Linked DNA regions of Homo sapiens: region 2 is linked to region 1. The links are chromatin loops, found by intact Hi-C in ENCODE. Cell type or tissue: dorsolateral prefrontal cortex. All regions are shown on one strand. Links, peaks and the distances in the headings refer to the core of each region. The heading gives the core; the rest is flanking DNA. Region 1 holds the start of OPHN1 (oligophrenin 1). Region 2 overlaps OPHN1 (oligophrenin 1).

Region 1 (15,584 bases), core at 3,834-11,833:
GTAGTCCCAACTACTCAGGAGGCTGAGTCCGGAAGATCCTTTGAGCCCAGGAGTTCGAAGTTGCAGTGAGCTATGATGGTGCCACTGTACTTAAAAGTATGCCACTCTGGGTGACAGAGTGAGACTCTGTCTCTTAAAACAAACAAAAAAAAAAAAACAAAAACATACTTATAAAGCACATTATCCTTGGTTTGGAAAAGGGTATTTAGAAATTCTCTTTTAGGCCAGGCACAGCGGCTCACACCTGTAATCACAGCACTTTGGGAGGCTGAGGCAGGCAGATCACTTGAGGTCGAGAGTTCGAGACCAGCCTGGACAGCATGGTGAAACCCCATCTCTACTAAAAAAAAAAAAAAAAAAAATTACAAAACTTAGCATGGGCATGGTGGCATGCGCCTGTAGTCCCAGCTACTTGAGAGGTTGAGGCATGAGAATCACTTGAACCCCGGAGGCGGAGGTTGCAGTGAGCCGAGATTGCGCCACTGCACTCCAGCCTGGGCAACACAGTGAACTCTGTCTCAAAAAAAAAAAACAACAACAACAACAAAAAATTCTGTTTTAATTTTTTGTTAAATTAAATACTGTCATTTACACTAAAATAATGTGAAATTTTATGTAAGCGTAAAATAAGGTCCTGTAATTGGGTTAGTCATTCCTTTCTCAAATCATGAAACTATAATATGCCATGCAAAACATAGTAAGTCATAGAATGTTAGAGCTCAAAGTGGGTTTATAAACCTCCCACCCCAGCCCCATCTTTGTAAAGCCACAGACCCTGGGGTCCCAGTGAAATCGCTTATCAAGGTCACAGATCCCATAACAGAACCAGCACCTTACTCAGGTATCTAGATGCCATGTCCAGGGTTTTGTCCCATTATACCATCATTTCGCCTCTGCTCATTTGCAAAGAGTATCCATTGTTGCTTCCCCAGGAAAGCCCCTATCTGAAGACTGTCATCCTCTATTTTCCTAGCCCATTAGAGTCCAAGAGCCAGACTTGTAGAGCTGTATCATTTAGCTCAGGGGTTGCAACCTGATTGAATCTGGCCTATGAAAATGTTTTATTTAGCTAGCACAATTAAAAAAAAAAAAAAGAATGTAGGCTGGGCGTGGTGGCTCACGCCTGTAATCCCAGCACTTTGGGAGGCTGAGGCTGGTGGATCACTTGAGGCCAGGAGTTCGAGACCAGCCTGGCCAACATGGTGAAATCCTGTCTCTACTAAAAATACAAAAATTAGCTGGGCATGGTGGCTGTAATCCAGCTCCTCAGGAGCCCAAACCTCCCTTTCTGTTGCCTATACCCCAGATGACTCAAATTATTTGCTGTCCCCTTTATATTCTGTGTCACTCCCGCTACATGAAATGCCCTGTCCTGAATAGTGTCATGCAGTAGGATAAGCAGGGCCTTTAGAGTCAGGTCTAGGTTCTAATTCAGACACTTGCCCTTACTAGTTGAGAAAGTTACTTAACTCATCTGAACTTCAGTTTCCTCATCTAAAAAATGGGAATAATAATCCTTATCTCAAAAATCTGTTACAAGATGTAATGCCTGACACATGGGAACAGCTAAACAAGTGATAGTGTTATTAATTCTACCCAACTCTGATGGTGCTTCTTCCTTGGCTTCTCCCTTGTGCTCCCACTGGGAAATCAGCTTTCCCTCTCATGTCATATATCATCAGGTCCACCTGTTCCCACTTTTATGGCTCTCATCTGTATCTACTACCTTATATGACAATCATTTCTATCCACGTCTTGTCTCTCCCACCAGCCTAAGAACCTCTTGAAAGCAGTATCCATCTGTGACTCATTCTGTATGCCTGACAGCTCCAAGAACAATGACTTGAACACGGTATGTGTCCAAGTATGTATTGAATGAATAGTATGCATTCGCTAACTATATATAACACTTATTAGATGTGTCATGCTGCTTTGTGATATGAGCAGGGGCCACATCACTTGTTCTGAATAATGCCTAGCCTCAGGGCTTAGCAAATATTCAAACAACATTGGGGACTGAAGCTACCAATATAAAAATAAAGGACAAACAGAAAAGTTGGCAATATAGTCACCTTTCAGAGGGATGGTATTTTTATTTTCCATTAGTTTAAGTTATAATCACCTTGCACTTCAACAATTATGAAGAGATCACATTTAAGCAAGAGGAGTTCCAACTACTTCTGCTTATGCATTTCCCTTCAGAAACCTACAGAAAATGACACATTCACCAACAGATATATTAAGAATCCGAAGATGTATTATCAACAACTTTGTTTAGCCATTTCCATTTACAGATCATTTTCATAATCCATTAATTTCTTTGAGCCTCACAACAATCTTGGGAGGTGGGTATAATTACCCCGATTTTACAGACGAAGTAAAAGTGATTTGGGGCCAGGCACGGTGGCTCATGCCTGTAATTCTTGCACTTTGGGAGGCCAAGGGGGGGCGGACTGCCTGAGCTCAGGAGTTCAAGACCAGCCTGGGCAACAAGACAAAACCCCGTCTCTACTAAAAAAAATACAAAATTTAACTGGGCGTGGTGGTAGGTGCCTGTAATCCCAGCTACTCAGGAGGCTGAGGCACGAGAATTGCTTAAACCCGGGAGGCGGAGGTTGCAGTGAGCTGAGATCATGCCACTCCACTCCAGCTCGGGCAACAGAGCATGACTCTGTCTCCAAAAAAAAGTGATTTGGCTGGGTGTGGTGACTCACGCCTATAATCCCAACACTTTGAGAGGCCGTGGTGGGAGGCTTGCTTGAGCCCAGGAATTCCAGATCAGCCTGGGCGAGATCAGTGAGACCCAGTTTCTAAAAAAAATTAAAAATTAGCCAGGCATAGTGGCGTGTACTTGGAGTCCAGCTACTGGGGAGACTGAGGTGGGAGGATCACTTGAGCCCAGGAATTAGAGGTGACAGTGAGCTATGATTGTGCCACTGTACTCCAGCCTGGGCAACAAAGCAAGACCCTGTCTCTAAAACAAGAAAAATGAAAAGTGATTTGTGGGACCAAGTGCAGTGGCTCATGCCTGTAATCCCAGCACTTTGGGAGGCCAAAGTGGATGGATCACCTGAGGCCATGAGTTCGATACCAGCCTGGCCAATATGGTGAAACCCATCTCTACTAAAAACACAAAAACTAGCCAGATCTGGTGGTGTGTGCCTGTAGTCCCAGCTACTCGGGAGGCTAAGACACGAGGATCACTTGAACCCAAGGGGCGATGGCTGCAGTGAACTGCGATCATGCCACTGCACTCTAGCCTGGGTGACAAAGCAAGACTCTGTCTCAGAAAAAAACAAAAAAAAAAAAAGTGATTTGTGTTAGATCCCAAGATGGAGAAGCCAAGAACATAATCCTGATCTTCTAACTCCGATTCCAGTGTTCCTTTTTCCTTTTTCCTCAACACAGAGCAAGAACATAACTTTGTTTTGCTTCCACCCTACCTACTTTCAGAAAGTCGCTCCGCTGGCACAGTGTGAGGAAGGAGAGTGGGAGTATAAACATCACTGTGGTCAAGACAGTAGGAAACATCCTACCTTTGCCTCTAGCTAATCAGACTTTTAGAATCCATGCAATTGAATGGAAAGAAATGGAGAATGGGTTAGCTGCTGGGTTTTATTTTCTACCTGTCCTATTTTTGGCTTTCTGTGTATACTCAGAAACAGAAAACTACCACAAATTTCAAGGAGCCCCTAATCTAGAATATCTCTTGGATCTTCTGCTCATATGCAAAATTTTAGATCTGCTTAACTGTTGACTCTTATCACTTTGAGTCTTAGAAAAGAAGGAAAGAGGCCAGGCGTGGTGGCTCATCCCTGCAATCCCAGCACTTTGAGAGGCCAAGGTGGGTGGATTACCTGAGGTCAGGAGTTCAAGACCAGCCTGGCTAACGTGGTGAAACCCCATCTCTACCAAAAAATACAAAAATTAGCCAGGCGCAGTGGCACATGCCTATAGTCCTAGGTACTGGGGAGGATGAGGCAGGAGGATCGCTTGAAACCAGGAGATCCAGGCTGCAGTGAGCTGAGATCATGCCACTGCACTCCAGCCTGGGCGACAAAGCAAGACTTCATCTCAAAAACAAAAATTGAAAAAAAAAGAAAGAAAAGGAAAGAATAAAAACCTTTACTTGCCCCTAGCTTATGAAACTTTTGCTCTTCCACCATGTTTTATTGAACTACTTTTTTTCTTATAAATCTTAATCTCTCTGATATGCCTTAGCTGGTGATTTTTAGCATGCTTTTAGTTACCATCCACTTCACAAAGCCATTCTGTTCCTAGGGCTTATGATGAGATTCGTTTTACTGGGGACACAGCACCAAGCAGTTTACTGTAATATATAAACAAAACAAAACAAAGCTGAAACATTCCTCCTTTTCCTTTCCGTGAACTCTCACCTTTCTACTTATGTAGCACAACCTGCATATCCTTAACCTCTTAAGGATCAGCATTTCAGATACTACTAGGAGTTTACTCTTGGTCAGGCCACAATAAGACAAATCATTAAAAGATCAAACACAATCAAATGACCTGCAGGAACTTCGACAGTGTACATATTCTGACCAAAAGTGGGCAGAGAGCATGTGAAGGAAAAGCACCGACTCCACAGGGCAAATCAGAAGGGCTGCACAAGAAATACCAGCTGGCAGCAGTTACCAACACACTACCACTTTCTTTTCTTTTTTTGAGATGGAGTTTCACTCTTGTTGCCCAGGCTGTAGTGCAATGGCACGGTCTCGGCTCACTGCAACCAACATCTCCTGGGTTCAAGTGATTCTCCTGCCTCAGCCTCCTGAGTAGCTGGAATTACAGGTGCCTGCCACCATGCCCAGCTAATTTTTTTTTTTTTTTTGTATTTTTAGTAGAGACAGGGTTTCACCATGTTAGCCAGGCTGGTCTCGAACTCCTGATCTCAGGTGATTCACCCGCCTTGGCCTCCCAAAGTGCTGGGATTACAGGCGTGAGCCACCTCGCCCAGCCTCGCACTACCACTTTCAAATCTTTCTTTCTCCCTGCTCTTGGTTGACTGCATCCGCCTAAGAAGGTTGCCACACTGGTCCTAGACCCTGTATTTGGTGATAAATTCACTCAAAACAAAGTTATAACCATATAGGACATACTTGCCAATGACTCTGAGTTTATTTTTCACAATCATCTTTCAGCCAAGAGAAAAAATTAATTATCACTCCACCCAATCATTACCCTCCATTCTTCTGTGTATATGCTTTGGCATAAAGGGTTGGCTTGCCTGCACTCTCGTTGGGGATGTTTATTATTCTTTCTTTTACTCCAAGCCTCCTACCAACAAGCAGAAAAAAAACCTCCACACACAATGGGGGAAGGAGAGAGCTTCCCACAGCTGAGTCAGCTGTGAGCACTGGAAAAGCGAAGCTAGGTGAAGTTCCTTCAGCCCAGCAGCCCCCAACCCTATCCCTATTTTACTCCCTGGGGGCTGGGCCCCTTGTGGCAGGGACTAAGTAGTCAGCTCTTTGTTCCACACTCAAGCAGAATTCAGTGGCAGGTGAAGCCATCCAATAATCCTGAACTTAGACTGACCTTGACCTAAACCATAGCTCAGTGTGATAAAGAAAATAATTCACTGGGGCAAAGGTGCTTTCCTTAAAAAATAACTTGCCATGGCGAATTTTTTACTGCCCCCCACACTTATCTGTAGCAACCAGAGACCAGGACAAAATTATTATTCAAGCTGCTGACCTTAATCCCCAATTGTTTAGGAGGTGCTGGGGCAGTTCCTTGGTCAGCTTGGATGTCACTTTGCCCCAGACAGGGGTGCTGAATATGTCTAACAGTACAGCAGATTGTCCCTTAAGAACAATCATCTGCCAAGTAAGGGTAATTGCTGAGCAAGAGGGTCCCTGGCACAGCTACGGATCACGTCTTATAAGGTCAAAACCACTAAAGGAAAAGGCCCAAAGTTCTGGTTGTATCCACCACTTTCCACTTCTACTATCTCCACTCCCCAAGTGTGGGAAACCCATTTGCCTCAGAGATCTGGGCTGGGAGTCACCCTGCAATCTCCCTTCCCCTGGTGGTGTGGAAAGGCTTAAAGGCCAGACACACCAGCTCAGAGAAACAGCTCATCGAAGCCTTGCACTTACTTCTCATAGCGCTGATAAGCGCGTTGCCGTCTTTGATTACGTCTTTGATGAATTTGTTGGTCCTCTCCAGTTCCTGCTCATAACACTTGAGCCTCTCGCGGAAATCGGGGCTGTCCAGGTAGCAGTCGCTGAACTCCAGCGGGGGATGACCCATGGTTCTGATGGCCGGGAGTAGGGGGAAAGGGGAAAGACACAAAGACCGAGAGCATCAATGGCACAGTAGAGGAAGTAGAGGGGACGGACTGAGCGCGCGACCCGCTTAAGGAAGCTCATAGCCTCCGTCCCTTTGGAGGACAGGTACCTGTTTCAGTGAGACTCCTGAGGAGCGCTGGCTGGTCCGGACAGAGAACAGGCGCCCCGGCGATGGCTTCAGGGCCAGGGAGAGCTAACTATCGCAGTCGGATCCCGGCAGGGTGCTGCCTAGCAAGCAGCATGTCCCTTAGGCATCGCCTTCCCAGATAAGCAGCAAAAACCGCAGCCCGACTTGCCTCCGGAGACGGGCCGGATCCTTCCTGAGCAATTGCAAACGTGACACTTGGGCCCGCCCAAGGTGTAGGCGAGGTTAGAGCTGGAGCTGGGAACAGCCTCTCTACAGGCTCCTCGCTCCGGAGCGAGCGGAAGACTTCCTTGGCCGAACTCCGCGGGCAACCCGGATTGCACTGTCCCCTCCCCTTTCTTAAAGCCAACGCCTGCGCCCCGCCCCAGCGAAGCCCGAGGACCAAACCGGAGCGCTCTGGCTCCTTCCTCAACTGTTTTCCTTGTACCTTAGAGTTTCCTGACCAGGGCCCGCTGGCTGCTAAGACTTCTTCCTGGTGCAAGGGAGCCGGCCGGCCGGCCGTCCTTTTAGGCGCCGGAAGGGTTAAGCCAGGGCGGCAATGAAACGTAGCCTCGCTCCATAGACACTGCAGCGGGAAGAGGAGGGCGAGAGCGCGACGCACAATAGCCGCGGTAGCCCAGCGCTTCCCTACGGAAACTGGGGAGCAGTCAGCGCCCTAGGACTCCAGCTGGAAAGCGTGGCGGCCTGGGAGATGTAGTCTTTCCGTTTGCACTCCCCAAGACTCCTCCCTGCAGTCTCCCCACCACCCCGCCTGGGAGGCTGCTCTCCCAGAACGGCATTCCCAGCCTGCCGCAGGCTCCTGCGCAGGGACCGGCCCCAAGGGGCAGGTGCGCGGCGCTGGACTCTGCGGGGGAAGTTTCCGAAACTAGAGCAAGAACCCGCAAGACTAGATTGCAGGAAGCCATCTCTCAATTCCCATGATTCGGCTGGGTTGTGTATTCTTTTGCCTTCCCCTCTTTCCAGCCTCCTTCGGACCTACCAACTTCTTTTCCTCTTTCTTTTCCCATGTCTCCTGCTCTAAGTGCTCTAATTCCCTTGGGCCTTCGACCTGAAGGGTTGATTCCTACTCTAGGGTCTCCGTGAAGCTCAGTGCCCCCTGCCAAAGAAAGGGAGGCCATAATTCAGAGTTAATATTTTCCTGAATAGGACCTCAGAGCATGGCTTTTGTGGCAGACGCCGATAATGCATATGATTTTCCATGTGTAAGTGGAAAGTCTAAGAATAGGATGTTATAAATTGTCTTGCAGCTTACCTTAAAGGCAGCTGTCTTGAGACTAAGGGTAGGTAGAGGCTCGAAAAACTAAAAAATAGTTTGTGCGTGGGCAAAGAGATCCCTTTAATTCTGCAGAAGTGTTTACATTAGATTGCCCTGTGAAGAAAGCCAGAACGGAAGGGGGTTGTAAATAGAATAATAGTGGCTGACCCACCTGAATTAGGGTCCTGTTGCTGCTGTGACAAATTACCACAAACTTGATGTCCTAAATCAGCATAAAGTTATAATCTACAGTTCCAGAAGGCAGAAATCAGAAATGGGCCTCACTGGGATCAAATCAAGATGTTAGAAGGGTTGTGTTCATTTTCAGATAGTCTAGGGGTAGAATCTGGTTCCTTACCTTTTCCGGCTCAAGCTGCTCACATCCTTTGGCTCATAGCTCCCTTCCTCCGTCTTTAAAGCTAGCACTGGCCAGTCAAGTCTTTCTCATGCTACATCACTGTGATTCTCATGCCTCCCCTTAAGGACCCTTATGATTACACTGGGTCCACAGGATAATCTCCCCCATCACATCATCCTTAATCACATCTGCAAATTTCATTTTGCCACATAAGATAACGTAGCCACAGGTTTCAGGACATGGACATCTGTGAAGGAGGAAACATTATTCTACCCACCACACAACCTATCGCCCATCTCACTAATCTTCAAAACAACCCTATGAGGATGGTTTTATTATTATACCCATTTAAAGATGGAGAAGCTGGGTCAAAGAGAGTTTAAGTGACTTGCCGAAGGACAAACAGCTAGTTAAATGGCAGCACTTGAACTTGAGCCCAGCCTGGCTGGCTCTAGAGGTAGTGCTCTTGACCACTACACTATATAGCAGAATGGCAATGAGAAAACGCCCTCTGAAAATAAATAAGTAGCCACATCTCAGGGGAAAGTTTTGTTTCTTACTCTTTTTATCTTTAAGGTTAATTTATGGGAAAATGTCCAAAATGAGCTTTAAATGCACCATGGGTTGAAAAATGCAGGTACTAAGGGAAGGTACCCATTCAATGGGTATATGGTCTTTCACACTAGTAAGTTTCCTTTTAGCATTCATTCACTCGTTTAACAAGCATTTTTTGAACACCTGCTATATACTTTTATTTATAAAGCCTATACATATATTTTCATCACTATAAAAATTGCCATTGACATTTTTTAAAATTTTATTTATTTATGTATTTTTTTGTTTGAGAAAGGGTCTCACCCTGTTGCCCAGGCTAAAGTGCAATCAATAGCTCAATCACGGCTCCCTGCAGCCTCGACCTCCCTGGGCTCAGGTGATCCTCCCACCTCAGCCTCCTCCTGAGTAGCTAGGACTACAGGCACATGCCACCACACCTGGCCAATTTTTGTATTTTTTTGTAGAGACGGGGTTTCACCATGTTGGCTAGGCTAGTCTCAAACTCCTGGGCTAGAGGGATCCACCCACTGCAGCCCCCACCAAAGTGCTGGGATTACAGGTGTGAGCCACCATGCCCAGCTGCTGTTGACATTATTGATGTTAGATTCAATCATACTCATCTGAGTTCCTATACTCAAAGTGTTTTACAGTCATCTGTGTTATCCTTTATCTAGACAATGAAACTAAAGCACAGAAATAACAAATTCCCTAGACCAAATACCGAAGAAGAAACAGGGCTAAAATTAGAACTCACACGGCGTGGTGGCTCACGCTTGTAAACCCAGCACTTTGGGAGGTCAAGGCGGGCAGATCACCTGAGGTCAGGAGTTCAAGACCAGCCTGGCCAACATGGGGAAACCCCATCTCTATTAAAAATAAAAAATTAGCCAGGTGTAGTGGTGTGTGCCTGTAATCTCAGCTACTCAGGAGTCTGAGGCAGGAGAATCGCTTGAACCCAGAATGCAGAGGTTGCAGTGAGCCAAGATTGGGCCACTGCACTGCAGCCTGGATGACAGAGCAAGACTCCATCTCAAAAAAAAAAAAAAAAAAAAAAAAAAAAAAAAAAAAACTCAGTTCTTCAGATAATACTTGCATTCATCAAGCACTATCTTAATTGCTTTGCACAATTTCTCCCTGACCCTCACAGCTAACCCTATGTCACTGAGAGTCTTTAAAATTTTGTTCACATAACCCCTAAAAGAATTTTGGGAGCTATGTACTCCTTCGTTTTTAAGTGGTATCTTTTTTTTATTTTATTTTTTTGAGACAGAGTCTCACTCTGTCACCCAGGCTAGAGTGTGGTGGCACGATCTCCACTCACTGCAACCTCCACCTCCCAGGTTCAAGCAATTCTCCTGCCTCAGCCTCCCGAGTAGCTGGGATTCCAGGCACATGTCACCATGCCCGCTTTATTTATTTATTTATTTTTAGTAGAGATTGGGTTTCATCATGTTGGTCAGGCTGGCCTTGAACTCCTGACCTCGAGCGAGCCACCCACCTCAACCTCCCAAAGTGCTGGAATTACAAGCATGAGCCACCACCCCTGGCCTAACATCTAAATTTTTTCATTATGCTTAAATAGTTGCAAAAAGTTTAATTTCTAACATACTAGGAATATTGACGTTTTAAAATAAAACTGTTACATCACTCTTTTAAAAGTATTCAATCTGACATCCATCATCAAACGCACAAAGCAAAACAAAGTGTAAACACATCTTGAATCTTCAAAAAATTTATTCTATTGTTCATTTTTTCTTCTTCAAATCAATTATCTATACGTTTTCCCCACAGAAATTTTATCCTTTTTTTTTTTTAAACAGTCTTACTCTGTCACCCAGGCTGGAGTGCAGTGGCACAATCTTAAGTGCACTGCAGCCTCGAACTCCTGAACTCAAACGATTCTCGCATCTCAGACTCCCAAGTAGTTAAGAGTATATGCCTGAGCCACCATGTCTGGCTAATGTTTTTTGTTGTTGTTGTGTTGTTTTGTAGGGACAGGGTCTCACCATGTTGTCCAGGCTGGTCTCAAATTCCTGGCTTCAAGCAATCCTCCTGCCTCGACCCCAAGCCCTGGGATTATAGACATGAGCCACCGTACCTGGCCAACCATCATACTTCCATACTTAAAGTCTATTGATCACCATATTGAATTTCTCTGCAACAAAAATATGCTCACAAACATAATTTTTTTTTAAACCGGGTCTCACTCTGTCACACAAGCTGGAGTACAATGGTGCAATCACAGTTCACTGCAGCCTCAAATTCCCAGGCTCACACAATCCTCCCACTTCAGTCCCAAGTAGCTGGGACTACAGGCGCACGTCACCACACCCTACTAATTTTTTAATTTTTAATAGAGACAGGGCCTCCCTATGTTGCCCAGGCTGGTCTCTAACTCCCGAGCCCAGGAAGCCAAGGCAATTCTCCTGCCTTGGCTTCCCAAGGTGCTGGAATTACAGGCATGAGCCACCATGCACAGCTCATAAATAGAAAGTTAATTCTTTTTATTTCCTTGTGACCATAAGGCTTCATGGATTAAAAAGCTTCTGTGATTATTAAGCATACATAATAGAGTAAAATAATGCGAACACATTGTAATTATTATTAAATATAAAATTTTATTGGGGCTGGGCATAGTGGCTCACTTCTATAATCCCAGCACTTTGGAAGGCCAATGCCGGCAGATCACTTGAGGCCAGGAGTTCGAGATGAGCCTGGCCAACATGGCGAAACCCTATCTCTACGAAAATACAAAAAAAAAAAAATAGCCAGGCATGGTGGAGTGAACCTGTAATGCTAGCTACTGAGGAGGCTGAGGCAGGAGAATCACTTGAACCCCGGAGGCGGAAGTTGCAGTGAGCCGAGATCACACCATTGCACTCCAGCCAACAGAGTGAGACTCTCTCTCAAAAAAAAAAAAAAAAAAGTTTATTGGAACTGCATCTCTTAGTAAGATGGTTAAGAAAGAGGTAGGTTTCAGGGCATTGAGTTAAAGAAGATTCCTGAACACCAATATTTTAAATTATTTCTATGTTTAGCCCCAAGGGTTTTTATACCTTGGGCCAAAGCACCATAGTAAGATTCTTGATGTTTAAAAGGTATGCTTTCCCTTTGAGATATTGAGCAAGGGAGGTAGGAAAGGAAAACTGGAGGTGAGTTCTCAGACAAATGATTTTTAGAAAAAGTGCTAAAGAAAATTGCGTATCCGGAAATTGGTTCACTTTCGGCTACCTGGTGACCTCAAAGCCGTTGGACAGTTTCCATGTGCCTTGCTCTGGACTGAGTATTTGTATTCACCCAGTTTATATGTTGAAATCCTAACCCTCAAGGTAATGGTATTAGGAGGTGGGGCATTAAGACTTGGTTAGGTCATGAGGGTGGAGCCTTCATGAGCTGGATGAGTGCACTTGTAAAAGAGGCCTGAGAGAGCTCCCTTATCCCTTCCACCATGTGAGGACAGAGATAAGACAGCAGTATACAAAGCAGGAAGCAGGCCTTCAGCAGGCACTGAATCTGCAAATGCCTTGATGTGGCACTGAGGCAGGGGAATAGGGTCTGGAGGCAGGGAACCTAAGGCCGTTTCACACTGACTTCCTATAACTAAATTGAAAGGAAAATCCCAACTTTCCACGCCTAAGTAACAAAAGGACCAGAAGCTACTCCCTTTGCAAACTCCCACCTTTTCTGAGGGGCAGATGGAAAATTGAAAGTACCTCTGATTGACTGCCGAAAGCATAGGAGTGTAACTTTGTAACATCACTTCAGCCTCTGATTGGTTGCTTTCTACAACTAATCAGACTGATTGGGGGCCACCACTTTATTTACATGGGGTGAACACCAAATAGCTAATGGGAAACGTCTAGGGGGTATTTGGACCCCAGAAGATTCTGTATGGGGGCGCTTGAAAAGCTTGCTCGGCCCACTTCCACACTGTGGAGCGTGCTTTCATTTTCAATAAATCTCTGCTTTTGTTGCCTCATTTTTTCCTTGCTTTGCTGTGCGTTTTGTCCAATTCTTTGCTCAAAATGCCAAGAACCTGGGCAACTTAAAGTGAAAACCTTCTACCTGTAACAGGACTTCTTAGCCTACAAAACTGTAAGAAACAAACTTCTGTTGTTTATAAGTCTCCCAGTCTATGATACTTTTGTTATAGCAGCCCAAATGGACTAAGACATACCTTCAGGGCTAGGCATACCCCAGTGTAAAGACAGCTGCTACGGTATTATCATCCTCACTTTATATGTGAGGGATGGTAGGCTCAGAGAATTTCAGTAATTGCCTAGTCTCGTGTAACTAGTAAGGGTTTAACAAGCTCCACTAGTTCGATGCAATTTGAGTCTGTGACAGTAAAAAGAATACACATGCACATGCACTTATAAGCAGGGTTTGCCACCATTTTACAAGGAAGCGAAAGAAATCCCATTTTAGGAGGGGCCCAGTGGCTCACATCTGATATCCCAGCACTTTGGGAGGCCAAGGCAGGCAGATCACTTGAGGGCAGGAGTTCGAGGCCAGGAGTTCGAGACCAGCCTGGCCAACATGAAGAAACCCTGTCTCTGCTAAAAATACAAAAAACTAGTTGTTCGTGGAGGTGTGAGCCCGTAATCCCAGCTTCTCATAAGGCTGAGACATGAGAATCATTTGAACCCGGGAGGCAGAGGTTGCAGTGAGCCGAGATCACACCACCGCACTCCAGCCTGGGCGACAGAGCGAGACTCCGTTAAAAAAAAAAAAAAAAAACTGGTCTGGGAGGCTGGAAAGAAAAGGTAATTTTCCAAATGTCATTTTTAGACTTCAGTAATTTATTAAATGTGTTTTTAAAAAGAGTTTTATCCTGGTAGATGTGGTGGCACTCGCCTGGAGTCCTAGCTACTCAGGAGCTTGAGGCAGGAGGATCCCTTGAGCCCAGGAGTTCGGGTCTGCAGTGAACTATGATCGCACTTGTGAATAGCCACCGCTTTCCAATGTGGGCAACACAGGGAGAACCTGTGTCTGAAAAAAAAATGTTTACCTAAAGATATAAAGTAATATTTTATAAACCCTATGCTTCTTATAAAGGATCCTAAAGGTCTTTGTCCTGAAATGTTATAATCCTTCCTTCACAAAAAGGTAGAAAAAATATAGAAGTTACTGGCCTGTATCCAATAACAAGAAGAAAACCTGGAGGTGAAATAGAGGTGGCAGGTGGAGGGAGAGGGGACAGCACAAGTTGATGATGATTTCTCCTATGCCAGGCACTTTACATAAATGATCTCATTTACAGGCACTTTACATAAATGATCTCATTGAGGAAGGTGCTATTGTCCCTTGCATTTTACAGATGAAGCAACTGAACCTCAGAGAAGTTAAGCTACTTGGCCAAAGTCACCCAGAGAATAAATGATGTCCTAGAGATTCAAATCCAGCTCTGAATTCAAAGTCATGTTTTGCCATTGCATTACAGTACCTTCCAGCCTAACTCATCAACATCTAATCTCCATTCCCTCCTGCTTATGTGACTGGACGTACTTGGAACTGTAATACAGAAAAAATAGTTCTGGGTCACTTGCTGTAACTTCAGCAAATGATTTGAAATTATCCCAGGCTGAATATTAACAGAGGCTTTATGTTGAACTTCTCTGAAGAGCTAGCTGACAAAACTGGCTCCCAAGCTACATATGCTCAGCTGTCTAGAATTTCCAGACTTGCACTGCATGAGACAGAAGACAAAGTAGATAACTGCCCCTCAGCACAACAACACTGCTAGCCTAGCCCCTAGTTCTAGCCTGGTCTAAATCCTTTACTACTGTTGGCACCATTCCCAGCTCTAGTCTTGGCTCTGGTCCATTCCCTGCTTTGACTGAACTTGGCTTAGTTTTTTTCCTCAGCCTACGCCAAGATTTTAAAACTTTTAGGAGCTAGAAGTGGCAAATGGTTAGAAAGGAAAAATCCTCTTTTATAATTCTCTGTACATCCAACTCTCCATTTACCCACTCCCTTCAAGTTTCTCTTTATGGAGTTGCTTGGTGGAAAAAAAAGCCACCAATTTATAGCTTTAAAAATATAATCTATTTCAGTCTATGTGATTAAATATCCACCAAAATTCTTTATCCATAGAATTCACCATTTTCATCACATTTTCACACCAGCAGCACCATATCAAAGCTATCTATTGGTAATAACCTGGGAATTTTTTCCTCGTGACCATTTTATGTGTCCATTTTGATTCCTAATAAGCCACATTTCAAAAAAAATTCAAACAAGGTTTATGTCAGTTCTAAAAGGCTTTATAAGGGCAATAAAGGCACAGTTGTATTACTTTTTAACTCCCAGGAAGATATCAATACCCAGCATCCCAGCACAGCCTGCTGGGCTATGCCATTTTATAGCATCTTAGAAGATACCATGCTCTACTGAGGGGCCAGAAATTTCCCAGCAGTTCCTAGAGGGGCCTGCTGAATCATGGAAACTAAATTATAACGTTCTACTAATGATTCTTGAACTTTGGTTTGTATGAGAATCACTTAGGGTGCTTATTGAAAATGTAGATTTCCTTGGACCCCTCTCCCAGCGATTCTGATGGTATGATGTGGATTTAGGTAGGGGCTGAGGCCAGACAATATGAACTGAGGCTTGAAAATAACAAAGAATCAGAAACTAATGTGGGTGGGGGAGTGGGGTCTTAGGTAAGGCCTTGGGAAATCTAAATTTTTTATAAGTACAACAGGTGATTCTGATGGAGGTGGTCCAAAATGTAGGCATCCAGTCTTATGCACTGATACGGTTTTAGGGGGGATTTTTTTGAGACAGGATCTTGCTGTCTTGTCCAGACTGGCCTCAAACTCCTGGGTTCAAACCACTCCCTCCCACCTCAGCCTCTAAAATGGCTGGGACTACAGGCACATGCAACCACACTCCACTCGACATGAGATTTTATCTACTAAAAACTGGTCAAAAACTGATCGGGATATGACAGTCCTC
Region 2 (15,584 bases), core at 4,464-12,463, 190 kb before region 1:
CAATATCTTTAATATATATCCGTCTACTCAGTCTCCCTCTTTCCTTTTGCCAACTTTTGGCCATTTACATTTTTCTAGGAATTAACCTCATCTCTTTTTTTTCAAATGTGTTATAATTCTTTCGTCTTTTTAACAAATCTGTTGTGTCTGTAATATTTCATTTATTTTACTCTATATTCTCTACTGTGTTTGTTTGCATTTTCCTACCAGTCTACCTTGTTAATCCTTTCAATAACTAATTTTTGGCTTTGTTAATTACCTCTACCATTTTTTATTGTTATAGTTGTTTTTTAATTTATTTCACTTCTGCCCTTAAGTCTTATATGTCCAGCTGTTTTGTCACTTCGGGTAGGTTTTGTTGTTGTTATCAATTTTTTTAATTTAAATGCTCAATACATTTGTTTTTAATCTTTCTTATTTGTTGATCAATATATCTAAAGCAATGAACTTCCTTTCTACATAATGAACTGTGTCCCACAAATGTGGATATATACTGACTTCATTGTCATTTCATCATAAAATATATTTATTTTTTTAACCCAAAGAATATTTGCCATTTTGTTAGTTCCCAAATATGGAATGTTTTATCATTAATTTTTAATTTTATTTTCTTATGGTTAGAAAACATACTCTATGTGATATAGAATCTTTTGAATTTTTGAGGCTTCCTTTATAGCCTGATGCATAGTTTATATTTCTTAATGTTGTCTGTGTACCCAAAAGAACATGTATCCCTGTTTCTTGGATACAAAGTTCTGTGTATTCTATGTAAATAAAATAGCTCAAACTTATTGTATTGTTAAGATTTTGATATTGTCACTTATTTTTCCTGGGCAATTATTATCAGTTTCAGAAAGGCAAATGTTAAAAAGTTCCAATGAAATTGCTGTTCTATCTGCTTCAGTTCATGTTTCACGAAAATGTTTGCTATACCATTATTAATAATAGCAAAGTGGAACAAAGAAATAAAAACAAACTAAATTATAATTCATTTATGTAATGGAACATTATGAGTCATTACAAATTGTAAGAGAACATTTATTGACCTACAGGGGTATCCATGATATTAGTGAGTATTAAAAAAAGTTACAAAACAGAACGCTATATGATCACATTTATATAAAATTATACACAATTATGCATATATATTTGACAAAGGTCTAGTATGCAAAACATAAAATGAACTCTTAAAACTCAACAATAAGAGGCTGGGCACGGTGGCTCACACCTGTAATCCCAGGACTTTGGGAGGCTGAGGCAGTCAGATCACCTGAGGTCAGGAGTCCAAGACTAGCCCGGCCAACATGGTGAAACCCTGTCTCTATTAAAAATACAAAAAATTAGCTGGGTGTGGTGGTGAATGCCTGTAATCCCAGCTACCTGGGAGGCTGAGGCAGGAGAATCACCTGAACTTGGGAGGCGGAGGTTGCAGTGAGCCGAGATCGCGTCATTGCACTCCAGTCTGGGCAACAAGAGCAAAACTCCATCTCAAAAAAAGAAAAAACTCAACAATAAGAAAATAAATGAGCAAAACTTGAATAGACATATGGCCATATCACAAGATATAGAAATAGCCAACGAATACATGAAAAGATACTCAACATCATTAGTTATTGGAAATGCAAATCAAAATCACAATGAAATATGACTTCACAGTTATTAGGATATCTAAAATAAAAAATACAGAAAATAGCCTGTAATCCCAGAGCTTTGGGAGGCTAAAGCAGAAGGATCGCTTGAAGCCAGGAGTTTGAGACCAGCATGGTGAGACCCCCATCTCTACAAAAAAAAAAAAAAAAAAAAAAGCTGGATGCAGTAGCACATGCCTGTATTCCTAGCTAGTCAGGAAGCTGAGGCGGGAGGATCTCTTGAGCCCAGGAATGCAAGGCTGCAGTGAGCTATTATCATGCCACTGCACTCCAGCCTGGGTGACAGGCTGAGATCCTGTCTATAAAAAAATTAGAAATGAAAATTATATATGTGGAAAATAAGTGTTCTTGAGGATGTGAAGAAATTGGAACTCTTGTGAACTGCTGATGGGAAAGTAAAATGGTACAGGCACCCAGGTAAATATTTTGTCATGTTCTCAAAAATTTAAACACAGAATTACCATATAACCAGGCAATTTCCCTCCAAAGTATATACCCAAAATAATAGATAACAGGGACTCAAGCAGATACTTGGTGACCAATGTTCCCTGTAGTATTTACAATGGCCAAAAGGTGGAAAAAACCCAAATGTCTATCAATTGATAAATGGACAAAAAATATGTGGTATATACACTAGATGGAATATTATTAACCCATAAAAATGAAGGAACTTCTGATACATGCTACAACATGAATGAACCTGGAAAACATTATGCTAATTCAAATAGGTCAGACACAAAAAGAGAAATATAGTATGAATTCATTTATATGACATATCTAGAATAAGAAAATTCTTTTTTTTTTTAAGATGGAGTCTTACTGTGTTGCCCAGCCTGGAGTGCAGTGGTGCGATCTTGGCTCACTGCAACCTTTGCCTCCTGGGTTCAAGTGATTTTCCTGCCTCAGCCTCCCACGTAGCTAGGACTACAGGCATGTGCCACCACACCTGGCTAATTTTTGTATTTTTAGTGCAGACGGGGTTTTACCATGTTGGCTGAGGTCTCAAACTCCTGACCTCACATGATCTGCCCATCTCGGCCTCCCAAAGTGCTAGGATTACAGTCATGAGCCAGCAAGCTTGGCTAGAATAAGAAAATTCATAGAGAAGACAGAAAGTAAATTAGACTTTACCAGGGCTGGGGAAAATGGGGAGTCATTCCTTACCGGGTACAGAGTTTCTGCTTGGGGTGATAAAAGGGTTTTGGAAATATTTGATGGTGATGGTTGCATATCATTTTTAATACAATCAATATTTCTGAATTACACACTTAAAATGATTAAAATAGCCAATGTTGTTATATGTATTTTATTTATGTATTTATTTTGACCTGGAGTCTCGTTCTGTCACCCAGGCTGGAGTGCAGTGGCACGATCTCAGCTCACTGCAACCTCCACCTCCCAGGTTCAAGCAATTCTCTTGCCTCAGCCTCCTGAGTAGCTGGGATTACAGGCACCCACCATCACGCCCAGCTAATTTTTGTATTTTTGGTAGAGACAGGGTTTCACCATGTTGGCCAGGCAGGTCTCAAACTCCTGACCTCGAGTAATCCGCCCGTCTTGGCCTCCCAAAGTGCTGGGATTACAGGTGTGGGCCACCATGCCTGGCCTGTTATATATATTTTAGCTTAATAAAAGCCATGTAGGCTTAGGATCAGATAAACTCAAACTCAAATCTTGGTTCTATAAATAACAATAATTTTGTGACCTTTAAAAAATTAACCTTACTAAGCTTCAGATTTCTTAATCTCTAAAATAATCACAAAAATAACATCATATTTTACTGGGTTATGTGAAGACTGATGAAATATATGCATGTAATGTGCTTATCACTGTATCTGTCCAATAAACAAAAGCTATTATTATTATCAAAAACATATAAATTGATCATATCATTCCCCACAGTTAAAAACTTCCAGGACTCCACACTGTGCTTGGGATAAAATCCATAGTTGTTACTATGACCTACAAAATCCCCTATGATCTGGCCTGGGCCAGAACACTCTCTCATCAGTGTTCACTTCAGACACAATGGCCTTCTTTTAGTTCCTTAGACAAACCACTAAGCTTGTTCCTACCTCAGGACCTTTGTGCGCTTGCCATGACTAGAACACTCTTTCTCCAATTTTTCTCATGACTGGCTTCTTTTCAATGTTCAGGTCACACCTGAAGTGTCACATTTTCAGAGGCTGTCCATTATGACTCCTTCTAAAGTTGCCCTAGACCAACTCCACCCCCACAAGTAACATCGAATCACCGATTTTATTGTCTTCAAAGCATTTATTGCATTTGTTGCAATCTGAAATTATTTATCTAATTATTTGTTTAACATCTGCCTCCCACCCTCTGGCACACCACTAAAATGTAAGGTCTACATAAGCAGAGACTTCATCTGTCCTGTTCATTGTACAAGGAATGGTGTCAGGTACAGAGTGTGGCCAAATTAACATCTGTTTAGTGAATCAGTGAATGAACACATGAAGCAAATTTGCAACCTCAGTGCAGAACAAGCATGAATTCCTATCCAAATATGACTATAACATCAGAATACTGGATCAACTCCTTTTATTCTACATATTCTGAGTTAACTTTTTCAAGTAAAAACACATTTTTCCAATATAACTTTAATGTAATACTAGAAATAGTTACCACTTATTGAGTATTATTTGTAAGTTGTTATGTTAAGCACTTGATATGCATTACCTCTTTGAATCCTCATACAAGCCTGTGAATGTTACTATTCTTATCCCAATTTTACAGAAGAGGAATGAGCCTGAGCCTCAGAAAACGAACTGTTCCAAAGTTGCACAAGCTAATAGAAGTAAAAGAAATGGAGATTCAAACCCATAATTGACTCTAAAGCCCTTACTTCTAACCTCGACAATATACTAGGTTATATACTAGGAAAGGGCACTAAACCACGTTCAAATTCTGCATTTTCCATTTACTACTTACATTACCTTAAACAAAAATCTTAACCTTCTGACTCTCAATATTCCCAATGTAGAAGTAGATAACCTTGTGAAGAAACCACCATATATTTTATAAGGAAAGGCACTAAGGAAATGCTTTAAGGACACAGCACACCCCTAAATGAGATCCCACAGACACCAGGTATAAGACAGTACTAGTAGACTTAACTCAGTACCAAGTATAAACTCTTTAGCCTCGTATTCAAGGCCCTGCAGTCTCACGCCAATCTACTCTCCAGTTTCACCTCTTGCACTCCTTGTATGAAACATGTATATTCTAATCACACCAGATTACTATATGTTCCCCAAATATGCCACACTTTTTCATACTGTGCTTTTTGTTCATATGATTTCCTCTATATAAAACATACTTTCTCAAAGATTTCCTTATTTAAATAGTAAGGCATTTAGCAGACTCGTTTCTTCTTTCAAGAGTGGAGTCTACTTAATTTGCTCATATAGGTCTACCTTGGCTCTAGTTGCTGAGACCAAGTCTACAATGAGACAGGGTAGATTAAGAACTCCAGCCCCATACACTAGATTTACTGTCATGTCAATGTGGCTACCAGCCTGACTCTGACTTTGTGTCCCATTTGAAACATCAGGACTTCTATCTGGTTCAGAATTCCCAGTCTCTACCTTGCATACCACTTGAGTGCCAGATGAATTTTGTGTGAATCACACCCTCCATTGATAGTCATGCCCTCTATAACTGGATCATATTTGGTTATGGAAAATCTTTATTTATTATTTATTTATTTATGAATTTTTGAGTTGGAGTTTCACTCTTGTCACCCAGGCTGGAGTGCAATGGTGCAATCTCCGCTCACCACAACCTCTGCCTCCCAGGTTCAAGTTATTCTCCTGCCTCAGCCTCCCGAGTAGCTGGAATTACAGGTGCAATGCCACCAGGCCTGGCTAATTTTTGTCTTTTTAGTAGAGACGGGGTTTCACCATGTTGGCCAGGCTGGTCTCAAACTCCTGCCCTCAGGTGATCCACCCACCTCGGCCTCTCAAAGTACGGGAATTACAGGCGTGAGCCACTGTGCCTGGCCGGTTATGGACAACTTTGACACTTGCCATTATCCCCTTCCTACCACCACTGAACTAAGCACCTTGCTCCCTGCTAAAAAACCATCCTGAGGTACCATACCTCCGTTTTAAAATAATGTCAACTCTTGAGTTCCTATTGCTACAATGTGTTGACTATCATCATTTAGCCAAAACTGTTATGCTGTAGTCCTTCCAGGCCTTGACAGTAAGAATGGGGCTCTGTTTTTAATGCAAGAGGGATTTAAGTGTGTTGCTATATGGAGGGAGAAAAAATAAGAAAATACAAGGAGTGGGATAAAAAACCCAAATGAAGAGATCATCTATGGGCAGGAGAAGGGCCAGGATGTTTTCTGGGATGAGAGATAAAAAGGCAAAGATAGGTGAGGATAAAGAGGAGTTTTGCAGAAGGCTAGAAAATGAGTGGGTCGATGGTTGCCCAGTGGCACAGAGGAGACAAGAAACCATGGTCTTGTGGTTAGAATAGTTAGTTTACATAACTTGTAGCTCCATAAAGTCAAGGACGGTATCTTATTCAACTCCATCCCTAGGGCCTAGCATTGAAATAGGCGAAAATGGGTGCTCAAGATACACTTGCTAAATTAAAATATAATGTAATACAGGAAATCAAACATGAGTATAAAGAGAAGAGAATCTGTTATTTTCTGAGTAGCTCTAATATACTATGCATAGTCTAGATATTTGACCCCCATTTAATGATCAAAGTTGCTGTATAATAAACTTTAGTAGTACTGTTTTACAAATGAAGAAACTAAACCTCAGGAAGATTAAATATCTTACCCAATGCAAAAAACCAGTAAGAGGTGGGTTAAACTATCTAAAATTTACTACATTCCCCTGCTGCAAAGCGTTCCATATCAACTACAGGACTAAGTATACTCACCTTGAGAGGATATACATGATCCCTCATGAGATGGCAACGCGTACTTTGAAAACTTTCTTTGTACAAGCTGAGCCCTCCACTTAGCATCCTTGTACCTCACACTCCACTTCACTGGCTAATTTCAAATCGTCCTTCAAGATTCCATACAAGAAGATGTATCATCTTCTCAGTGGTGTCTTCTCTAAGTCTTCCTCAATATCCCCATATCCTATCTTTGTTTGCAGTCCTTCCTGTACTCTCTCTGTGTACACGATCATATTATAACCCCGACCTCACATACTGTCCTTGTAAATTTGTCTGTCTCCAAAGTATTTAAGGCCGTAGGCAAATTTTCTCTTTACTATAGTTTTGCTTGTCAGGCATAAATTTAATATTCCATCACATAGATTTCTTATCTGTGCTAGCTATAAATATAGTAACTAAGCTTGTAACAGGCATAGACTTAGTTCTGAGGGGAATCTACAGAGGACAGGCCATTACAACTGGCTTTCAACACCCTTATAGTCCACCAAGGACAAGAGATGCATCCCAAAAGCCCAATATTCCTTTCAGTTGTAAAAAGAAATGTTGACATTAAGTTATGTGCTAGCCATGTCCTTCCCAGAGTTACAGTAAATCAAGAATAAATTGCCAGGTGGAGCGCAGTGGCTCATGCCTGTAATATCAGCACTTTGGGAGGCCAAGGCGGGAGGATTGCTTGAGCCCAGGAGTTTGAGACCAGCCTGGGTAACATGGCAAAACCCAGTCTCTACAAAAAAAAAAAAAAACACACAAAAATTAGCTGGGCATGGTGGGGTGTGCCTGTATTTCCAGCTACTCTGAAGGCTGAGGTGGGAGGTTGCAATGAGCTGAGATCACGCTACTGCACTCCACTCATCTCAAAATTTTAAAAGAATAAATTGCCAATTATTGTGGAAAGATGCAGAGCAAGATGTCGAAATAGAAGGCTCCACCGATTGTCCCCCTCCACTGCAGTGACACCAAGTTAACAACTATCTACACAGAAAAAAATACCTTCATCAGAACCAAAAATCATGTAAGCACTCATAGTACAAAGTACCTGGTTGTAACTTCATATCGCCGAAAGGACACTGAGGAGATAGATAAAACAGTCCAGAATTGCAGACACCACCACCCTGCCAACTCCTGGCAGCAGCAGCATGTTTCAGAGAACATCTCTGGCTGCTGGAGGAGGGAGAACACAGCAATTGTGATGCATTGAACTCAGTGCTTTCCTATTGAAGCAGAAAAGAAAACTGGACCAAAAATGGGCAAAAGATTTGAATAGACATTTCTCAAAAAAAAAAAGACATACAAATGGCAAACGGGCATATGAAAAGATGCTCAACATCATTGATCAAAGCAATGCAAATCAAAACTATAATGAGATATCATCTCACCCAGTTAAAATGGCTTATATCCAAAAGACAGGCAATAACAAATGCTAGGGAGGATGTGGAGAAAAGGGAACTGAGGTACACTGTTGGTGGGCATGTAAATTAGTACAACCACTATGGAGAACAGTTTGGAGGTTCCTTACAAAACTAAAAATTGAACTACTATAAGATCCAGCAATCCCACTGCTGGGTACATACCCCAAAGAAAGGAAATCAGTGTATCAAAGAGATATCTGTACTCCAATGTTTGTTGCAGCACTGTTTACAATAGCTAAGATTTGGAAGCAACCTAAATGTCCATCAACAGATGAATGGATAAAGAAAATGTAGTATGTGTACACAGTGGAGTAATTATTCAGCCATAAAAAAGAATGAGATCTAGTCACTTGCAACAACATGGATAGAACTGGAGATCATTATATTAAGTGAAATAAGCTAGGCACAGAAAGACAAACATCACATGTTCTCACTTATTTGTGGGATCTAAAAATCAAAACAATTGAACTCATGGACATAGGGTATAGAAAGATGCTTACCAGAGGCTGGGAAAGGTAGTGGAGGGATGATGGGGAGGTGGGGATGGTAAATGAGTATAAAAAATTAGAACGAATGAATAAGACCTACTATCGGATAGCAATACAGAGTGAATATAGTCAATAATAACTTAATTATACATTTTAAAATAAAGAGTATAATTGGACTGTTTGTAACACAAAGGATAAATGCTTGAGGTGATGAATACCCCATTTACCCTGATGTGATTATTATGCATTGCATGCCTGTATCAAAACATCTCATGTACTCCATAAATGTATATACCTACTATGTACCCCAAAAAATTAAAAATAAAAAAATGGCCTATGGAGATTGCTGTGTTTTATATCTGCCTTTTGAGAACTTATTTTATTCTTTTAGTTTAATGTAATGAAATGGATACTGATGCAAGAGCAACTGCCCAACCAAAAGTCTAAGGGTAATGAGCTTTGCACCATTCCTTGAGAATCTCCTATAGATGAGCAGCTGGCTGGGCCCAATTCAGGATGACACAAAATGCCTCGAGAACACCATGTCCAGGCAGCCAGAGCCAATAAGCATCTGTCCTAGCCAGAGGAAGTTAGCACAAATTGCCAAAGTTTTAAAACATTGGCTCTGGATCAGCAAATCTCCCCTCTGTGTACTGAGAAGCCTTCTTCTCTGATCAAATAAAGTTGGAATCACTTGGGCTGGCAAGACCAGCTGTGGAGCTGACAGCTGTTGTCCCTCGCCTCTTCCCACTTGGAAGGAGATGTGAGCTTATATAACCTCCTCCACCCACTTGCACCAGTCCCCGAGGATCCCAGCATGCGGAACAGGCAGGGCTGTGAGCTCTGAGTGAATACTGTATCACTCTTTGTATAGGAGGAGAACGCTTCTTGTCAGCAGGACATGGTACTTTGGCATGTAACAAACTAAGGCCTTTCTTCACAAGGGCACTCCAGCAAAGGTTTCCTAAATTCTTGCTGGGGTGTCAAGAGAAAAAATAACGAGCATAATGAATGAGAACTCTAAAAACTATAATGTCAGATTCACCTTCAACACTATATACAAAATTCAGATTCATGACTATTTTTAAGGTAAGGATAAATGTGGAAAAAGGAGATGGCACAGTTCAGCAACTTCTCAGACAGCCAAGATACATGGGGTCACTGGCTCTTAATCTCCGCCCCAAGGGAAATTGCCTCATTGCTCTTTTCCTATGTTAGACAGAAATGGCAAGGCCAAATTGTCTTACAGACTGCTAAGGAATCAGTCATACAGATAAATCAATCAAGCCAAGGATTATAAACCTTGTAAGAGTTCATAAACTATAAGTTAAAAGGAAGACTTATAAAGTCATCTTTAAAATGTATAGAAGTATTTCACGGAAATAGAACTAATGTTTCAATGCCAAGCATGGTTTTATGCACTATCTCATTGAATCCTCACAATAACCCTGTGAGGCTGATATAATTATTGTTCACATTTTAGAGTTGAAAACAAGGCTCAGAGGAGTGAAGTACTTCACTCCATGTCACAGAACTAGTAAGTAGCAGAGTTGGCCTGCTCAGTTCTGATGCCTATGTGCCACGTGGCTAAAGGCGTGGACTCTGGAATCACATAACCTGGGTTCAAGTACCAGCTCTGCTCCTTTCTAGTGCTTGACTGTGCCAAAGTTATGTCACCTCCCTGTGCCTTAGGTTTTTGTTGCTGTTGTTCCTTGTTCGTGTTTGGTATTTGCGTTTATTTTAATCTGTAAAACAGAAATAAGTAAGACTCCCTGTCTCATAGTTTTGAGGATTAAATGAATTAGTACCTGTAGACTTCTTAGAAGAATATCTGGCACTATATGAGCATGATATGAATGTCTGACAAATAAACACATATAAATATGTTATAATAGCATAAAGACAGAAGAGGCCATGAGTCATATCTAGCCCACTGTGCTTCTTTCAGGAATAACTCCACTTAACACATCACATAGCAACAGATGCCTCTCTAAAAGATCTTTGGGGACAGCAATGTTACCAGTTTCCCTAACAATATATAACATTTAAGTACAGTTACATGCAAAAAGCACTTACTCTGCCTGAACTTCAGTTCTTCCTATTATGATTTTGGCCTACTTCTCCTTGTTCAGGGCTTTGAAGAAATGGAAAACAGATAAGCATGGTAATGTGGAAAGAAGAATTGTAGTAAAACAGCTTTAATTTCATGAGAAAAGGAGGAGAGCTGAAACCTCTCCCAACACCCCTCCTCAAATGTTTTTTTTTTTTTTTTTTTTTTTTGGAAACGGAGTCTCACTCTGTTGCCAGGCTGGAGTACAATGGCGCAATCTCGGCTCACTGCAATCTCCACCTCCCAGGTTCAAGCGATTCTCCTACCTAGCCTCCCGAGTAGCTGGGATTACAGGCACGCACCACCACACCCAGTTAATTTTTGTATTTTTAGTAGAGACGGGATTTCACCATGTTGGCCAAGATGGTCTCGATCTCCTGACCTCGTGATCCACCTGCCTTGGCCTCCCAAAGTGCTGCGATTACAGGCGAGAGCCACCGCACCTGGCCCCTCCTCAAATATTAACTATTCTTCTAAAGCAATGAAGATTGAGGAATGGAAAAAGAACTCAAAGTTCCAGTCTTTACTGATTCAACCTAGCTGTTTGAACATAGACTAATCATTGCATTCATTTACTCTACATCCTTATCTAGGTAAGTGAAAATATAAGATGAAGACATCACATGGACCCTTAATGCTCAAATATCAAGGAAAATGACTTGTTCAAGGTCATACTAAAAAAGTGTCACAGTTAGGACTCAAAACCAGATCTCCTAACCATAAGGATCTTCCCACTACACCTCTCACTCTCCATCAGAGTATCTTTTCTAGCTCTCATCTTCTGACTTCCTACTGCCACTACTTTTCAGCCAAGGCATGGCAGATTGAATTATTGTTCCCAAATTTCCCCCCACCTCTCTGTATCCATGTACTCTGCCATGTGACCTTGCAGTTCTGCTAAAGGAAGAATGTATTTCACCTCCTTACTGATGTTGGGCTTGGCCATATGATTTGTTTTGGCCAACTGAATTTGTAAGGAAGCAATGGTAGGCTGGCTTTGAGCCTAGCTTTGAAAGACCTCACGTGTCTCTGCTTACCCACCATGCACTTCTGCCACCATCCTGAGAATAATCTGCCTCAGGTGACCCTCTGATCCCTGAAAAATTGAGACACATACAGCAGACCTAAATGGAACTTGTGGCCTGAGCCAAGCCCCATCGAACCTAATTGAAAAAAAACAAAGCTACCTCAGCCAACCCATAGATGTGTGAGCCAGAAATAAATGCTTATTGCTTTATGCCACTGAATTTTGGGATGCTTTGTTATGTTATTCTTATGATATCTAACCAATATGCAAGGTTTTCTGGGGTTCTCAGAAAAGTATTTCCTGGCAATAATACTGTCTTAAAGAACTAAAAATCTGAGCCCAAATTAAATCGCCATACATATCATCAGGCAACATCATCTACCAACAATTTCCCATTTTCCAATGAGAGGGTTTACCCATGAACTCAAACACCAGCTTGTTTAAAGTTCTTATTTTCCTGCCTCAGTTTCCTCACAAAATAAATGTTACAGTAGGGACTGCATCATAGAGTTGTCGAAAGGCTCAAAAGAGATTGCATGATAAATATTTAATACATATTGAGTGTTTCATAAGAATAGCAATGATGATGATGAATTGGCATCTTCCTTGATACAATCAAGGAGAGGAAAGTAAATGCTTTGAAAACAATATAACAATTTCCTTTTAACTATTGAATTCTGGTTGGGGTGCAGGGCTTTTCCCCCCTTACTTGCCTACTAATGCCAGCCACTTCCTAATTGTCAACGGAAGTGAGAAGCAGCTTTATCTCACACACACAGAGGCTACATAAGTAAATAAGAAAAAAAATCCTCTGGACATGCATATCCTACTGTGAGCAGAAGCCAGTTTCCTGGGGAGTTTTTTTTTAGAGGAAGTCTGGCTTTGGAAGATGGACCTCCTCGAAGATTGCTGTGCCTGGTGAGACTGACAACATAGTGCCAGTTGAAAGACAAATTTTTAAACACCCACTTTGGTTAAAAAACAAGCAAGTAAAAAAAAAAGTTATATTAACTAAGTTGTCTGGATAAATATTGGCTTAGTAGTTTATTAAAATAAAAATACACCCCTTGATTTTCAAAACAGAAATCTGGAGACTCAGCTAGGCTCTAGTCTTGGCTTGTATTAATCATAGAACTTTATAAGTAAAATAAACCATATAGTTCATTATCCTCATTTTTTTTCAGATAAGGAAACTGTGATGCAAAAAGGTGCATCTGATTCTTTCTGAAGAGAAATGGCTAAAGCAGGAATGGGTTAAATGAGGGCCAAGACATTGGGTCTACAAGGTTATCTCAGCATAATTTGAACAAAAATAAAACTCATACAGCTCTGCCCAAAATATTATATTTATGGAATATCTCTGAAGAACTGGTGATTACATCTGACTAGGAATCAGGCGACCTGGGTTCTGATCCCATCTCCCCTGCTAACCATCTATGCTCCTGGGTCAGTCACTTAACCTTCTAAGCCTCAGTTCCCCCAACTGTAAAGTGAGGTGGGACTAATAACTTTGAAGGTCTCTTCTGCTGCTAAATGTAAGCTACAATATAAATGGATAGTAATAAGTCAATTTCAGTTAAATTTTTTAAAATTTTTAAACCACAATATGCTTACATCATATAGGCAGAAATCACTGCCAAATATGTTCTTAAAGTGCCTGTAGAAGCTAAAGCAACTCCATCTTGGATGCAAATCTACTATATTGACTTCTGATTAACCTCTGTTCTGGAAATGCCTCTAAGATTTCTACTTTATCTACTGTTATCAGTCTTGCCCGTAGATCAGAATAACTTTGACCATAGATCCTGCCCTTAGAAAGATTCACACAGCATTCTTGCCTTTGCCGGGCAGGTCAACTTCAATTGTCCTACACATTCCGTCCCTGTGGTATGTACGCCCTGCGTCTAGGGGGTAACGGCACAGGGATCCACCATCTTGTCTCACTGCTGCCCAAGACTATGGCTTCTATTTGTAAACATCTATTACATGTTTCTCTCTCAGAAACTGGATATGTCAGCTTCTTTCTTAAGCCTCTCAGCTTTCTTAGACTTCAGGGGTAGGTGTGCATAGACCTGCTCACTGTGGAACAGTGCTTAAGACCTGCTGGAGGAACAAAAGTGGTACAAGCAGCATGAAGGTAGCAAAAGAATATGAGTATTATTCCTTGCTCTGCCACTAGCTTCCCGTAGGACCTAGGAGGTGTCACATTCCCTCTCTGGGTCTTTGAGGCAATCTCTCTTTGGAAAACAAGATATGGTGAAAGTGCCTCTGTGATTATTATATTAAAGTACTATAGATAGATAACCAGTATTTTTCTCTTTCCTGCCCTTTGAATATATTCCAGAGGCTCCTGGTTAGAGTCCAGCATCTCTATTCTCAAAAGGCCATTATGACAGTCACTGTTCATTGCCAATTCAATAGCCATCCTCTTTCTTCCTATTTCTTCAGATATCAGGCAGGCAAGCAACGTTCTCCAAAAAAAAGTGAGCCCCCCTCCCAGGCCAAAGGGGAATTTTAGTACTCCTATGTCTTTTTCCTAAATATTGTCCTAGGAGTGGGCCCACAACTCCGCTATTGCCAATGAGTTATTAGGGAAAGTCAGGTGGCAACTTTGGTAAGACATTTTTCTCTTGGATAAAAGACAAACTATGCCATGTGAAAAGAGCCCTTTATGGCTGGGCATGGTGGCTCATACCTGTAATCCCAGCAATTTGGGAAGCCTCGGCTTCCCAAACACCTGAGGTCAGGAGTTCACAACCAGCCTGGGCAACATGGTGAAACCCCGTCTCTGCCAAAAAATCCAAAAATTAGCCAGGCGTGGTGGCATGTGCCTGCAATCTCAACTACCTGGGCGGGGCTGAGGCATGAGAATTGCTTGAGCCTGGAAGGCAGAGGTTGCAGTAAGCCAAGACTGCACCACTCCAGACTGGGAGGCAGATCGAGAATCTGCCTCAAGAAAAAAAAAAAAAAAAAAAAGAGCTCCCCCACTTCCTTTCTGCTTGGGATGCTAACATGTGAGTATGTAATATGTTGAGCTGTGACAGCCATCTTATGACCCTGAGGTGAAGTCTAAGAGAACCACGGAGAAAAGACCTGGAGGACACTGACTGAAACTTCTAACTGCCTGCCTCAAGAGTTCTTAAGTCACTTACCCATACATATATATGATACAGTTAAATTTATAAATTAGCGACAGTAAGAGATGAGCAACAATAACTACTAAAATAGCACAACAAAAATTATAACAATATACTGAAATAAAAGTTATGTGAATACGGAAAAGGAAAGTAATTAAATCAACAACAAAAGTTCTCATAGTGTTTGATGATTAACTTTATGTGTCATTGTGGCCATGCCACGGTACCTAAACATTTGCTCAAACACTAGTCTAGATATTTACTTAGAAATAGTTTTTAGATGAGATTAACATTTAAACCAGTAGTCTTGCGGATATGTGGGCCTCATCTAATCAGTCAAAGGCCTCAGGAGTAAAAAGACTGAGGAAGACGACTGAGGAAGAGGAAGAGGGAATGCCTTTGGATTTGAGATGCAACATCAACTCTTCCCTGAGTCTCCATCTTGCCAGCCTGCCCTACAGATTTTGAACTTGCCAGCCCGTACAATCATATAAGAGAATTCCTTAAACTAAACCCCGCTCTACATACACACACACACACAAACACACACACACACACACACACACCCCTTGTTCTGTCTCTTTGAAGAACCCTAAGACATGGTATAATGATTTTTGACTAAAAATATACAAAAAGCCTAACTGACTCATTCAATCACTTTGTTCCTAGGCATTTATTATTCCTCCCAAATATCCTAGGACAGAAAGTCATTACTGAAGTGGCTGTGTTGTCTGGGGTTTGTCATCTCTTGCCAGGAAAATTTAGGAAACGGACACATACGAGGAGCTTAGGAGCAGAGGTTTAACAGGCAGAAGAG

The links. Peaks named below come from ENCODE experiments on the same cell type or tissue, not always from the same donor. Only the 100,000 strongest peaks of a DNase experiment are listed, where the experiment ranks them.
Region 2: a loop joins it to region 1, with 2.2 times the contacts of the local background. A loop is called at or near these places in 2 of 110 quality-filtered maps.

Annotation. Positions count from the first base shown.
Region 1 is chrX:68,426,748-68,442,331 of GRCh38, forward strand. It overlaps OPHN1 (oligophrenin 1), which reads right to left and starts at 6,748. Exons shown (of 25, transcript NM_002547.3): 1 at 6,421-6,748; 2 at 6,120-6,277. The coding sequence starts at 6,273. In dorsolateral prefrontal cortex, for the core only: no CTCF peak of the experiment used is centred there; DNase peaks (open chromatin) are centred at 6,764 and 7,114; H3K4me3 peaks cover 3,287 bases; H3K27ac peaks cover 2,403 bases; H3K27me3 peaks cover 6,398 bases.
Region 2 is chrX:68,240,432-68,256,015 of GRCh38, forward strand. All of the region lies in intron 5 of OPHN1 (oligophrenin 1), which reads right to left. Among named protein-coding and RNA genes, the nearest start is that of OPHN1, 190 kb to the right of the region's middle. In dorsolateral prefrontal cortex, for the core only: no CTCF peak of the experiment used is centred there; DNase peaks (open chromatin) are centred at 9,052 and 9,262; H3K27ac peaks cover 3,312 bases; H3K27me3 peaks cover 4,607 bases.